Regions from separate parts of the Homo sapiens genome. Here region 1 is linked to region 2. Evidence: read pairs that join two places in POLR2A ChIA-PET (ENCODE). Cell type or tissue: Caco-2. All regions are shown on one strand. Region 1 overlaps ZSWIM1 (zinc finger SWIM-type containing 1). Region 2 has its middle 8.8 kb from the start of WFDC2.

Evidence for each region. Peaks named below come from ENCODE experiments on the same cell type or tissue, not always from the same donor. Only the 100,000 strongest peaks of a DNase experiment are listed, where the experiment ranks them.
Region 1: POLR2A ChIA-PET joins it to region 2 with 11 read pairs; 2 of 35 experiments call an interaction of 5 or more read pairs at or near these places.

Annotation. Positions count from the first base shown.
Region 1 is chr20:45,884,147-45,886,646 of GRCh38, reverse strand. ZSWIM1 (zinc finger SWIM-type containing 1) reads right to left here. Exons shown (of 2, transcript NM_080603.5): 2 at 1,381-2,500. SPATA25 (spermatogenesis associated 25) reads left to right here. Exons shown (of 2, transcript NM_080608.4): 2 at 1-156. The coding sequence ends at 130. Among named protein-coding and RNA genes, the nearest start is that of SPATA25, 2.2 kb to the left of the region's middle. RefSeq lists an enhancer at 1-314. In Caco-2, no CTCF peak of the experiment used is centred here; a DNase peak (open chromatin) is centred at 1,477.
Region 2 is chr20:45,459,749-45,462,248 of GRCh38, reverse strand. No RefSeq gene overlaps it. Among named protein-coding and RNA genes, the nearest start is that of WFDC2, 8.8 kb to the left of the region's middle. In Caco-2, a CTCF peak has its summit at 2,440 (motif pointing right); no DNase peak of the experiment used is centred here.

The DNA of each region.
Region 1 (2,500 bases), 420 kb before region 2:
GATGGCCCATCCGGAGCCAGAGGGTGCTGTGGAGGGGGCGCGGTGGGAGCAGGCACATGCCCACACAGCCTCTGGGAAGATGCCCCTAGTGAGATCTAAAAGGGGCCAGCCTCCTGGCTCCTGCTTGTAGATGGATGAAATAGCACCAGATATGTAGGGTGGTTTCTCCGTATGGTTCTTGGGCAGACAGGGTTGGGAGGAGGGCCTATGGCAGGGATGGGGATAGAGCTGGTGGTTGAGCCATTCTGACAAATTCCAGTCCTTCATCAGGGACTTCCAGACCCTAAAGTTTCTCCAGATACCACTAAGACAGGAGATAGGTTTTGTCAGGTAGATACAATGGAAATTATCTGAGGTAGGGGCCCCTGCTTGGAGAGTTAAGGCTGCTTTTATGTTGTTTTGAAGACTTGATCAGAATTTTTTTTTTTTTTGAGATAGGGTCTCACTGTGTCACCAATGCTGGAGTGCAGTGGCACAATCACAGCTCACTGCAGCCTCAACCTCCTGGGCTCAAGTGATCTTCCTACCTCAGCCTTCCTGAGTAGCTGGGACTACAGGCACGTGCTACATCCAGCTAATTTTTGTATTTTTTGTACAGAAGGGGTTTTGCCATGTTGCCCAGGCTGCTCCAATCTGCCTGTTTTGGCCTCCCAAGGTGTTGGGATTAGAGGCGTGAGACGCCGTACCTGGCCTACCCAGAATTTTTTTTTTTTAATTTTTATCTTTTAGACAGAGTCTTGCTCTGTCACCTAGGCTGGAGTGCAATGGCATGATCTTGGCTCACTGCAACCTCCGTCTCCCAGGTTCAAGTGATTCTCCTGCCTCAGCTTCCCGAATAGCTGGGATTACAGGTGCCTGCCACTACGCCCGGCTAATTTTTGTATTTTTAGTAGAGACACGGTTTCACCATGTTGGTCAGGCTGGTCTCAAACTCCCGACCTCAGGTGATCCGCCTGCCTCGGCCTCCCAAAGTGCTGGGATTACAGGTGTGAGCCACCATGCCTGGCCAGAATTTCTTATATTAAGTCCTAGGTATTTGAATTCTCCTCTTGCCTTAAATTTCCCAGCATGTTGAAGGCAGGTCATAGGACCATAGGCAAGGAAGGAAAATTAATACTTAATTGAGCACCCACTAGGTATGCCTGCTCTGTGAACATACCCTGTGGAGATCCCCATTTTTACAGATAATCAGGTTGAGGTTTAGAGGGGTAACTTATCCTAATAAGTCTCATAGCTAGTAAAAGGCAGAACCAGGCACAAAAATCAAGCAGGGAAGGAACCAACCAGGATTCACATGTTGTATAACACTCTAAAGTCTATTCTCTCCATGATATACCCTAAACTGCCTTCTATGGAACAAAAAAAAAACTAGACAAGTGCTAGAATATGCAACATTCAGTTTTATTGACCCCAGGATGGGACAAGGAAAAAAGTTCAGGGAGCCTGGCTGAGTCAGCTCCCCAGAGGGGCCTCTTCCCCTGTAGGAAGCCTCCCAGCCCAGCTCACTTAAAGGAGACGGGTTAAGTGAGTCATCTCATGACTGGGGCAACTGCTACCAAGCCCCAAACCTCAACCTCACCACCTGATGTTTTATCTCTTATCTTAGACCAGGGGTTGCCATTTATTTTATTTTTTTTAGATGGAGTCTCACCCTCCCAGGCTGGAGTGCAGTGGCAGCAGGATCTTGGCCTACTGCAACCTCTGCCTCCCAGGTTCAAGCGATTCTCCTGCCTCAGCCTCCCGAGTAGCTGGGATTACAGGGCCCCCGCCACCACACCTGGCTAATTTGTGTATTTTTAGTAGAGACAGGGTTTCACTATGTTGGCCAGGCTGGTCTTGAACTCCTGACCTCAAGTCATCTGTCCACCTCAGCCTCCCAAAATGCTGGGATTACAGGCGTGAGCCACCATGCCCAGCTGGATTGCCTGCTTTTTTAAAGACCTTTGAGCTAAGAAAGGTTTTTACCTTATGAAAATGTTAAAACAGGCCGGGTGCGATGGCTCACGCCTGTAATCCCAGCACTTTGGGAGGCCGAGGCGGGCAGATCACGAAGTCAGGAGATCGAGACCATCCTGGCTAACACGGTGAAACCCCGTCTCTACTAAAAATACAAAAAATTAGCCCGGCATTGTGGCGGGCGCCTGTAGTCCCAGATACTCGGGAGGCTGAGGCAGGAGAATGGTGTGAACCCAGGAGGTGGAGCTTGCAGTGAGCAGAGATTGCGCCACTGCACTCCAGCCTGGGTGACGGAGACAGACTCCTTCTCAAAAAAAAAAAAAAAAAAAAAAAGAAAAAAAATATTAAAACAAAACCAAGAATATACAACAGAGACTGTATGTGGCCACCTGAGTAAACTAAACAGATTAAGATTTGCTGACTCCTGTCTCATTGAGCTAGACACATGCTAGGTAGCAGGCCATGGTAGATGAGAAGACCCTTCAACCTTGTCCTTGTTGTCCTTGTTCTGGAAGGAGGGCCCACGGAAGTACAACAGTGTAAG
Region 2 (2,500 bases):
ATATATACACAATGGAATACGACTCAGCCAGAAAAAGGAACAAAATAATGGCATTTGCAGCAACCCGGATGGAGTTAGAGACTATTATTCTAAGTGAAGTAATTTAGGGATGGAAAACCAAATATCGTATGTTCTTACTTATAAGTGGGAGCTAAGCTAAGATAATACAAAAGCATAAGAATGATATAATGGACTCAGGGACTTGGGGGGAAGGGGCAAGGGGATGAGGGACAAAAGACTACACATTGGGTACAGTGTACACTGCTCGGGTGATGGGTGCGCCAAAAAATCTCAGAAATTACCACCAAAGAACTTATCCATGTAACAAAAAAACCCCTGCTCCCCAAAAACGATTTAAATTAAAAAATTTTTAAAATACATAAAATAAAATAGTCTCTCTGAGTGTGTCAGTTATATTTGATTAGGGATCACCCTATAACCTCATTTCAACTTGATTGCTTATGTAGACTCTATCTCCAAATAAGGCCACATTCCAAGGTACTGGATTTCAACATATGAATTTGAGGGGACACAATTCCACCCGTAAGAGAGAGTAAAAATATTGCTCTGTGTTCTGAGCTGAAAATGATTCCACAGGTTCTTTCACAGCTTTATTTCTTGTAAAGGGTTACAGCCAGGGCTGGCCCAGCTCCCTTTTCCTCTCCTAGCAGCAGCTTTGATCCTTTCTGATGAATGAAGGGAGAAAGGTGCCCTTAGGCCAGTCCTGCTAACAATGTTCTCTGCAAGTACATAGGTCTTGCCTCCAGTTCTCTGCCTCCTACCAAATGGCTTACCCAACAGAGTTACTCATAACGCTACCAGCAATTAGTTACATCTCTGTTTTTTCCATTGGCCTGTGGTCTCCCCCAAGAACAGGGACCAAGGTTGATTCATAGTAGTGAATAGCAGAGTCCATCTCCTGCCATGATTCTCAACTTCCACACTCTCAAATCAGACTCCCTCAAACACTGATGTTTGCCAAACCTGGTCCTTAGTACAAGCCTGCAGGTGTCTAACCAGCATTTGTGAGTACCCACTGCATACCCATACACTGCCAAACAGAGGCCAACATAGTGAAACCTCATCTTTACTAAAAATATAAAAATTAGCCAGGTGTGGTGGTGGGCACCTGTAATCCCAGCTACTCAGGAGGCCGAGACAGGAGAATCTCTTGAACCTGGGAGTCAGAAGTTGCAGTGAGCTGAGATCGTGCCTCTCCACTCCAGACTGCATGACAGAGCAAGACTCCAACTTGGGGGAAAAAAAGGCACATCATCTTTGGCACATTTTTTATATATAAAATTATAGGCACTTGACCTTGGTGCCCACTCAGGGCTCTTCCAAGTGTATTTTCCTTTCTTTACTGTTCTAAAGCCTTTAAAAATAAATTTCCACACTTGCTCTGAAAAAAAAAAGATTATATATTAGCTAGAATTTTTATTCTTAGTAACCTTAAATTTTAGCAAAAAACTGGGATGCAAGCAATGCTGAACTGAGTCTGAGTACAGAATCAAGTTATCCTGGAGAAAATCATTGATTTTCTAGACCTTTGAAATAAAATGTTTTAGCATCAGGCTGCAACAGTGGCTAGAACTGGAGGGAAAAAATAATTACAGGAGCTGACATTAAAGTTGAAGGAAAGAGTTATCAACTAGGGCTTTGTACTCAGATAGCAGCATTATAAATGAGAACGACTCCACAATTCTTAGAAATGTTTCCCCATATCATAACCCTTTCTTAATTGGACATCACCCAGATGTCCAATGAGCATTTTAAATAATTGTCAGATTTTTAAACTAAACAAAAAGTTTACCTTCAAGCATTTATCCCATTTATATTTACCCTATTTATTTTTAGGAGTTTATCTAGATGACTATGAGAACTGAGATATTAGACAAATCTAGTCATCATTTCAAGTTATTTCCTTGTTAACTATTTTAATAGCCTGTTCACCTAGGTAAGAACCTTCAGTTAAACACATGAGTACATGCACAAAGGTCCTATCTTTTTTACCTTGGAACTCTAGCCATGAGACAGCAACACAAACTTACCAGTTTACAAAAGATGGTTGAACCCAAATTATATTTTTGGCAAGTTGGAACCTGTTTACATGGCTAAACTTTGTTTTCCCCAATAGGTAATCCAATGAAGGTTGTGAACCAAAATTGTGGGTAAACCAGTTTCCATGGTAGTTTAATTTTTAAAAACCTCTTTTACTTGTTTTTCCCCTCTTTAGTTTCAAAAGAGTTTTCAGTGTTTACATTTTAGCTATTAATAGAACTAGCGGAACTGTATTAGAAAAACAAAATCTGGGACTGGGTGCACTGGCTTGTGACTGTAATCCCAGCAGTTTGGGAGGCTGAGGCGGGAGGATCGCTTGAGGCCCAGTGGCCCAGCAGGGGAGACGGACAAGGAAACAGGCAGTTCTGATAAGAGATTGGTTTTTAAAAAAGTGTTCTAGACAGCCAGCAGGGGGATTTATTCCCTCTGCCTAAGGAAA